Linked DNA regions of Homo sapiens: regions 1 and 2 are each linked to region 3. Evidence: chromatin contacts called from ENCODE Hi-C or POLR2A ChIA-PET data. All regions are on one chromosome and are shown on one strand. The core of a region is the stretch at or near the end of the contact, and the rest is flanking DNA. Distances in the headings are between cores, read along the strand shown. Region 1 holds the start of RPS6KA1 (ribosomal protein S6 kinase A1). Region 2 has its middle 28 kb from the start of HMGN2. Region 3 holds the start of UBXN11 (UBX domain protein 11).

Region 1 (2,872 bases), core at 131-2,630, 220 kb before region 3:
TAAAGGGGCAGCACACCCTGGGGGCTGGGGACCCTGGGTGCTCACCCTGATCTAAGCCTGTGGTCCTGAGAGGCAGGACACTTGGTGGCTGCCCTAGGTAAGAGAGGGCAGAGGAGGGGACTGAGACAGGGGCTCCAGGCCCAAGCTGGGAGAAAGTCATCTCAGCTCCTGGGCTCAAATGAGGTCTCCATTCCCTCCCTGCATACCCCCAACAACCACCTGGGAAGGAGAATATCACCTGCTTCCTTCCCAGCAAGAGGTTAAGGAGGAAGTTTTCCACCAGCTCATTCAGGGGCTTGACCTTGACCCTGGGGTCAAAAGGCACAGGAAGAGGTGGCCTTCTGCACGCTTAGGGACTGGAGCCACAGAGCCCTCAAGGGAGGTCAGGAGCTGCTTCTGAGAGAGAAGGAGCTGGGTTGTCTGGGGAGTCTGGGCTGGCAGAAGCCAAACTCCCCAAGGGCCCAGCCCTTCCTACCGGAAGGGGCATAAGAAGGGAGGCAGGCACCAAGGTCCCCCCACGCCCTGCCAGGAATCATCTTCACAAGGTCTAAGGGCTCTTCCCCACTCTCGTCTCCACAGCCTGGGGTAGGGCACACAGGTGTCCTCTGGCCCTAGCCTCAGGGCAAAGAAAACCAGGAGTTCCAGCCCCAGACGGGTGGTGCCATCCCACACTCCGCATCCGCCAGGGGTCAAGAGGAGCAATCCTTCTAGGCTCAGCAGCGGTGAAGCCAGAAGCAGGGAGCTCTTGGCGGAGGGCCCTGGGAGAAGTGGGGGTCCCATAACCCCTGTCTCTGGTAGAATCCCAGACATCTGGCACTGAAGATCTCCCCGTCTGCATTAATGGAGGAAGCTCCGACAGCTCTGGACAGATGCCGGGACGGGTCCTAGGTGTGGGGTGAAGGCGACCAGATCTCAGCGCCCCATAGGATCCCCTCTCCTGGCTATGGCGGGGAGGTAGTCGGCGCTTGGCGGAACTGTCCCTCGCACACGCACACCCGGGCATAGGGGGGTGGAGCCGGACAGTGGGCAAGAGATCGGAGGGCACTCGCGCCCTCGCGGGCGCCCGCCGGACTGCAGCGGCGCTTCGGGCCGCCCCGCCCCTGTGAGGATCCGGGCTCGCCGGCCGCGGGCGCCCGTCCCCCGCCCCGCTCACTCACCTCCGGGTCCAGAGGCACTAGCTCCATGAGCGGCCAGGGCTCCTTGAGCTGGGCGAGCGGCATCTCGCCGCCGCCAGGTCACCCGCGCTCCTCCGGCGGCCCCGGCTGCGCCGCCTCCCGGGTCCTGGGGTCCCTGGCTCTGCGACCCGAACCGCCGCGCCCCCCCGAGCCCCTCGCGCTCCGGCTGGGCCGTCCGCCGCCGCCGCCGCGGCACTAGCACTTCGGCTCCCTCCGTCACCCGGCGCCGCCGCGCCCATTGGCTACCTGCGCGGGGGCGGAGCCGGAGAAGCCCCGCCCCAGCCCCCGCGGCGCGGCATTCCCAGCGCGGACCCCCGCCCCCGCCGCGCCCCGAGGGCCGGCCCCGCCCCTGCCGCGAGCCCCCGGCCCGCGCTCGGCTCCGCCGGAGAGGCCCTGCTGGCTCCTTCCCTTCCAGTGGTGTACCCCTGGACACACCACACCAGGGCCACCGTTCTCCCCCGCTCAGCTCTTTTGGAATCCCAGCCCAGATGTTCCTTCTCCTTCCAACGGGAGAGAAGCACCTTATCCCCGACCCCAGCACACACATTCACACTGGGTTCCTGGGCCTGATCTAGGCTGAGGCTTGGAAGGAGCCTGAGACCCACTCCCCTTAGGCCCTCAACTCACCAGGCCCTAGAGATCCCCTATCCTCTAATTTCTACCCCGCCCTGAAGCTAACACTGTGATCTCCGGGCGATCTCAGTGCCCCAGGCCAAGATGGGCATCAGCAGTTGTTACCACCATCAGGACCCATAGTGCCACCACAGAGTGATTGATTGATCGATTGATTTTACATAATGTATATAAATATTACATATATAAATAAATATGTATAAATAAATATTATATATATGCACATATATGTATGTATGTGTGTATATAGTGAGAGAGAGAGAGACACGAAGTTTCGCTTTGTTACCTAGGCTGGTCTCTGACTCCCCGGCTCAAGTGATCCTCCTGCCTCGGCCTCCCAAAGTGCTGGGATTACAGGCATGAGCCACCGCGCCCGGCCAAGAGTGATTTCTTAATATGCGTTTTTGCAATCTGTGCTCTGCCCTATCACTTGAAGGGGGTCCTTTCAGGTCAGGTCTCCCTGGAGTCACCTGCAGCCCCAGCTCTGGACTAGTTTGGGTTTGCGACTCTCTGAGGAGGGACCAGGCTCCCAGGATGAACCGAGGCTTGGTGGGACTTGGAGTGAAAGGCCAGGGAGACTGGTTGCCCCAGAGAGATTCAGCCTCCACCTAAAGAGCCTTAGGGGTCCGGGTGTGCTGAGATGTATTCACATGTGAGGAGTGAGCTTGCTGGAGGGACAAGCTTGCTGGTTTCGCAGGAAGACTGGTCAGTTATTTGCAAAGCTGTTCTAAGGCAGGGGAATGGGAAGGAATGTTTATCAAAAGCTTCCTGCGAGCCATGTGATTTCCTTGAATGATTACCACCACCTAGTTTACAAATCCTGAAACAAGCTCGGAAAGATGAAGTGACTTACCCAAGGTCACACAAGAGGTTGAGAACAGACTAGGGCTTAAAAAAATCAAAGTGTCACACCTGTAATCCCAGCACTGGGAGGCCGAGGCGGGCGGATCACGAGGTCAGGAGATTGAAACCATCCTGGCTAACATGATGAAACCCTGTCTCTACTAAAAATACAAAAAATTAGTAGGGCGTGGTGGCAGGCACCTGTAGTCCCAGCTACTCGG
Region 2 (2,864 bases), core at 52-2,551, 190 kb before region 3:
AATCCGCCCACCTCGGCCTCCCAAAGTGCTGGGATTACAGTTGTGCCTGGCCACTTTTACATAAAAAAAACTTTTCTGAGGGAAAAACAGGCAGGAAGAATTTCCAGGTATTTCCAGGCCGAATGGCAAAACAAGATATGACAGAAAAAAAAAGGGCCCCAAGGACTCTGCACCTCGGTCCTATCCCTGTGCAGTTTGAGCTCTTCAGCCCTCAAAGTGCCCTTCTGGCCACCACCTGGTCCTCTTTTGCAAAGACTGCACGAGAAAGGAGCCAGCCGAGGTGCCCTCAGGTCCAAGCCCTTGTGACCTGGAGCTCTTTCTCCATGTGGCTTGAGGTCCCAAGGTTTCCCCAATGCCAAATCCTTTTGAAACTGAATATGAAGGAGGGGCTCTGAGGGACCCCCATCGCTTTGCCAGGTTTTCAGAGCGCGGCCCACCCTGCAGTTGTGGAGAGAGGGAGTCGTCGCGGAGTTCCCAAACCGCTGAAGGGCAGACCTGGACCGTTCCTGGAATGTGGGAAATGAGTGCGACGGCATACTGGGGCTGCATCAGCCCGTCTCTAGAAAAACCATCGCCTCCAGATCTGGCCCCCAGATTGAGTCCCAGGATTTCCGGGCTGGTTCCAAGAACCTGATCCGGAAAATGGGCGCGGTTCCTGTCTCCTCCCCCTTCCCCTCGGGCCGGTTGGGCACAGTACTTAGGACCCAAATCTGGACCTAATGCCAAGGCCGCCCATCCAGCGCCCAGACTCAGCTGGCCTTGCGCTCCCTGAAGCCACTCGCGGGTACTGGGGACGCCCCTCCCCGTCCCGCGGCCCCTACCCCCACTTCCGCGTAGTCCCGGCTCCCGTCACCCCGCGCGCGCCCCGCGGGAACCCGAGCCCGCCGACCCCGCCCTTCCAGGCCCCGCCCCCGGTGACGCCCCGCCCCGGCACGTGCGCGCGCGTGGTCTGCCAGCTTCTCTGGCCCTGCAAGGCGACCCCTAAGCGCAATGTCCGGGACCCGCGGTCAGAGGGCCGGAGTGAGGGTGGCAGCGCTCAGGGAAGGAGGCGGAGGCAGAGGCCTCTTTCTTCCCCCGAGGTGGAGAGGGCCCCGGGTCGGAGGAGCGAGGGCCGCACCGCTGGAGCCCACTCCCGCCTCCTTCCCCACGGGCCGGCGCACTTGGGAGCTGGACAGGACGCTCTTCCTGGGCTCGGAGCAGGCGCGGGCCCGGGTTGAGCCGAGCCTGAGCAGGGGCAGGCTCTAGCTGGCGGCTGGCCAGATGCCCTCCAGGTGCGCAGCGCGTGACCTGCGGCAGGGCGGGGCGGCCCCACGAGAGTTCTTCGAGGGTGGCGGGCGAGTCACGTGAGCAGGGGTTGGGGTCCGCCGGATAATGGGGGATGCGGGAGCCCGCTGGAGGAGTGGAGGGGCGCCTTGGGGAACGGCGGTTAAGCCCCAGCGACGCTCCTGGCCTGGATGTCGGGCCGTATCCTTGTCGAGGCTGGGGAGCTGGGCCGAGGAGCCCCATCCCGCGGGCGCCGCCTCCCAGGTGGGGCGCGGAGCTCGGCTCTGCGCCGCCACCGTGTGGCCGAAGGGGGCAGCGCCTGCTTGGTGCCAGGAGGCTCCTCGGGGCTGACGGCGGGGACTCGCACGAGGCACCGAGGAGCCTCTGGCGATCGGCTTTCGATACCCTGCCCCCTTCCGAGCTAGGGTCCAGGAGTGGGGTTGAGGTTGCCATGGCGACGGGTGCGCGGGCTGGTATCTTCCTCTGGCTGCTGTGGGGCCGGGGCGTGGACACCCAGCATCTGCCCTCACCCTGCTCACTGAATCACCTTGGTGTGGACGAGGATTATCCTTCCCAAAAGCAGCCAGGCCTCCCAACAACCAACCAGCTTTTTTTGTTTTGTTATTTTTTTAAAAAAAAATAGAGATAGGGTCTCGCTCTGTTGGCCAGGCTGTCCTCCCAAAGTGCTGGGGTTACAGGCATAAGCCCCCGCGCGCAGCCCCAGCTTTCTTTTTTTTCTTTTTGCTGGAGTTAAGCAGTATGATCTCGGCTCGCTGCAACTTCCGCCTCCAAGGTTCAAGCCGTTCTCCTGCCTCAGCCTCCCAAGTAGCTGGGACTACAGGCACGAGACACCACGCCTGGCTAATTTTTGTATTTTTAGTAGAGACGGGGTTTTGCCAAGGCGAGGCCAAGGCAGGTGGATCACGAGGTCAGGAGTTCAAGACCAGCCTGGCCAACATGGTGAAACCCCATCTCTACTAAAAATACAACAATTAGCCAGGCGTGGTGGTGCGCACCTGTAGTCTCAGTTACTCGGGAGGCTGAGGCAGGAGAATTGCTTGAATCCGGGAGGCAGAGGTTGCAGTGAGTCCATATCATGCCACTGCACTCCAGTCTGGGCGACAGAGCAAGACTGTCTCAAAAAAAAAAAAAAAAAAATACCTAGGGCCCCCAGCTGTAGTCATGTCCCATTCTGGAAAACACTACCATAGGGAATTACTGGAAGTACCCTGGGGAGGTAGGATGAAGCCACTGTTGGTTGAGCAAGGTTGTCTGTGTATCAAGTAAGGAGGCTTGCTGCTTTTCATAATTCTTTCTGAGCCCCAGATCTATCAGCATATCTGATCTTAACCTTCCCTGCTGGCAACACTTCGGTGACTCCCAGTTCTCTTCCAGACAAAGAGCAAATGTCTTAACATGGCCCGCAAGGCCCTTTGGGATCTTGAGATAGGTCCACCATGGCTCCACTGGGCTGGTGAATGAGGGAATGAGATAGGAGAACCAAGAAACAGGGAGGACTTCCTGGAGGAAGTGACATTTGAGCTGAAATCTCACCAATTTATGTGCGAGAACCAGGTGATGGTGGTGAAGCGCTTTCTAGG
Region 3 (2,709 bases), core at 32-2,531:
AATTTGCATATAAAGAATGCTGTCCACTTTGGGAGGCAGAGATGGGCGGATGGCTTGAGCTCAGGAGTTTGAGACCAGGCTGGGCAACATGGCAAGACCCCGTCTCTACAAGAAAATACAAAAACTAGCTGGGCGTTGTTGTGCACACCTGTAGTCCCAGCTACACTGGTGGCTGTGATGGGAGGATAGCTTGAGCCTGGGAGGCGGATGTTGCAGTGAGCAGAGCCTACCCTTCCCTGAATGTGGTAGGCTAGAAAGTCAAACGGAAAATTAAAAAAAAAAAAAAAAAAAAGCAACAGAAAAACACTCTTGGGTTGTGCAGAGAAAGGGCTTTTGAACCTGGGCACAAAGAAGTGAGTGCCTGAGATCAGAAATCATAAACTCCCAGACCATCACAGCTGAAAGGGTGAAGAGATGATGATGATGATTAACAGCAGGAAACGTTTTTGAAAAAGTGCTCTCTACAGGTGTTTCTGTTTCGGCTTTCCCCTTTAAAATCGTGTACTTTGCATTACCTTATTTAATCCTCACGGCAACCCAGTGGGGGTAGGTATTATCACTGTTTTACAGATATAAAAACTAAGGTGTATAAAGTGCCCAAGAACACACAGTAAGGAGCCAGGACTCCTAATTCCAAAGTTCGTGGTCTTAACTGCCTTTAGCTGTTTTGGTGACTGAGTCTAATCCAACACAATTTTACAGATGAGGCTCTGGGAGGGGAAATTGTCTTACCCAACTCTTAACACAAGGGAACTAGAATTTGGGCCGCCCTTCCGGGCGCCAATCTGGTCAAGGATTTGTCACAGAAACTCAGATTTAGGAAACATTTATTAAGTACTTGCATCATTGCAATCCATCCTCAAAGCAGCCTCCGTGAAGTATTACAGTACTTCGTGTTACAATACTGATCATATGGGGAAATAAGCTAAGAGGGATAATTCCTCCCAAGATCAATTTAGCAAAATAGCGGCACTGTCGGGATCACACATTCAGGTCCTGAATGTGAGGCTGCCAGCAGTTTCATTAACCTAATCCCAGGCTCCTTCCTCCCGCACCTGAGGGTAGGAACGAACCACCCCCCCCCCCCACCCCGCCCCGGACCTGGAGCCCTCTCAGAGCGGTGCATTCTGGGATTCGCCCGCGAAGAATACCGACTCTGTGGGCCAATAGAATCCGAGCACAGGCGACTGTATCCACCTTCGCTGTCTGCAGGTTGCTCAGGCCTCCCTCAAACTAGCCAATGAGAAGTGCACGGGTCCTGGTCGCCTAGGAAACCGCGTGACAACAAGATGGCGGCGCTGCGGGACGGCTAGCGGCCCTGCGTGGTGAGTCTGGCTTAAGACCTTTCTGCCCCTGGAGTCCCCACGCAGGCTGGAGCCCGAGCCCCGAGGGCCTGCGAGCTCCGCGGCTCCCACAGGAGAGGTTCAAGACCCTGCTTACCATGACTACGCGTGGAGGCGGAAGGAGGCGACACGGCCTCCAGGGCTGGGTTAGATCGTGATAGACGTCGCTCCCTGAGCGCGTCCTGGGGGCATTAGGGAGTCCTGGCAGCGGGCCGGACCGTGTCCCCGCCAGAGCTCTGGGCTCTGGGGATGACGGAGAGGCCGAGGAGGTGTGAAGAAGAATGTTGTGAGTCAAGCACAGCACTGAGTTTGGTTCCAAAGATGTAGAGGCATGGTGCAGAGATTTGCTCTCAGAGCCAGGTCTGAAGTGGGTGACAACTCTGCCTTAAGGACCTTTTGGCCTGAGGGGTAGTCACAGTCCTGCCCTTGGAAGCCCCAAAGTGAAGGAGTTAGGCGACTGTCCTCAGGGCTCCCTAATCTGAAGGAGAAAGAGATATGCCCCTGCCCTCAGGAGTCCCCCCAAACGGACAGGGAAATGCAGCCTTTGCCTTCAGGGGCCCTTGTAATCTGGGAGAAGATTAACCTGGAGACAATGTGTCGGACTGGACTGGAGTGACACTGGAAGTAGGGAAGTCAGTTGGGAGCCATGTGACAGCCCCCAGAATGGGCAGTGAGAGTCCCACTAGGACGGCCGACGGTGGCCATGGAAAGGGGCAGCTATATGTGAGAGAGTTTAGCCTGCAGGGTTTGATGTAAGAGGCAAGATGGCGTAAGAGGGAAGGAAGGAGAGAAAAAATGTGGTTGGGTGATGGGGTCCCATTAAGAAGGGGGAAGTGGGAGGAAGTGAGTTTGACGAAAATGTTGGATTTGGTTTAGGAGTTTTGTTTTTTTTTCCCATGACAGCTTTATTGAGATATAATTCACGTATTACATACTTCACTCCTTTAAAGTGTAAATTTCAATTTTTAGTATATTTTAGTATATATTCCATTTATATGAAATGTGCAGTGTGGGCAAGTCTATAGAACAGAAAGTAGATTTGTGGTTGCCTAAGGCTGCCTTGGAAAAGGGGTGGGGGCTGGAGGGTAAATTGGGGGTGACTGCCAAAGGGTACAGGGTTTGTTTAGGCTGACGAAAATGTTCTAAAATTGTGATGGTAGTACAGCTCTGTGAATATACTAAAAAGAAAATTACACTGTAAGAAGGTGAAATATGTGAATTATATCTCAAAGCTGTTTTATGAAAAAGGTTGCATACTGTATAATTCCATTTGTGTAACTTTTTTGAAGTAAGAAAATTATAGAGATGGGCCAGGTGGGGTGGCTCACGCCGGTAATCCTAGCACTTTGGGAGGCTGAGGCAGGAG

The links. Hi-C counts contacts between places; a loop is a spot of excess contacts on that map. ChIA-PET counts read pairs that join two places held with the same protein, here RNA polymerase II (POLR2A). Pooled maps may share reads with other maps.
Region 1: a pooled map shows a loop between it and region 3 (4-fold over the local background). The contact joins the promoter of RPS6KA1 here to the promoter of UBXN11 in region 3. A Hi-C loop is called at or near these places in 2 of 50 pooled maps. POLR2A ChIA-PET finds 5 or more read pairs at or near these places in 2 of 52 experiments (OCI-LY7 and activated naive CD8-positive, alpha-beta T cell).
Region 2: a pooled map shows a loop between it and region 3 (6-fold over the local background). The contact joins the enhancer-like site here to the promoter of UBXN11 in region 3. A Hi-C loop is called at or near these places in 1 of 37 single-sample maps with no recorded cell type and 7 of 50 pooled maps. POLR2A ChIA-PET finds 5 or more read pairs at or near these places in 4 of 52 experiments (HEK293, activated CD4-positive, alpha-beta T cell, activated CD8-positive, alpha-beta memory T cell and 1 more).

The regions. Positions count from the first base shown.
Region 1 is chr1:26,528,269-26,531,140 of GRCh38, reverse strand. It overlaps RPS6KA1 (ribosomal protein S6 kinase A1), which reads right to left and starts at 1,380. Exons shown (of 22, transcript NM_002953.4): 1 at 1,158-1,380. The coding sequence starts at 1,220. It overlaps LOC124903884 (a long non-coding RNA gene), which reads left to right. Exons shown (of 2, transcript XR_007065558.1): 2 at 580-2,021. RefSeq lists an enhancer at 1-774 and a silencer at 1,016-1,495.
Region 2 is chr1:26,499,053-26,501,916 of GRCh38, reverse strand. No RefSeq gene overlaps it. Among named protein-coding and RNA genes, the nearest start is that of HMGN2, 28 kb to the right of the region's middle. RefSeq lists enhancers at 414-473, 1-544, 504-573 and silencers at 754-1,243, 1,454-1,633. Within about 2 kb of position 1,301, at least 38 of the 41 ENCODE cell types and tissues checked have a DNase peak (open chromatin) inside an H3K27ac peak, as active enhancers do.
Region 3 is chr1:26,305,208-26,307,916 of GRCh38, reverse strand. UBXN11 (UBX domain protein 11) reads left to right here and starts at 1,281. Exons shown (of 15, transcript NM_001389556.1): 1 at 1,281-1,325. RefSeq lists enhancers at 951-1,040, 1,441-1,490.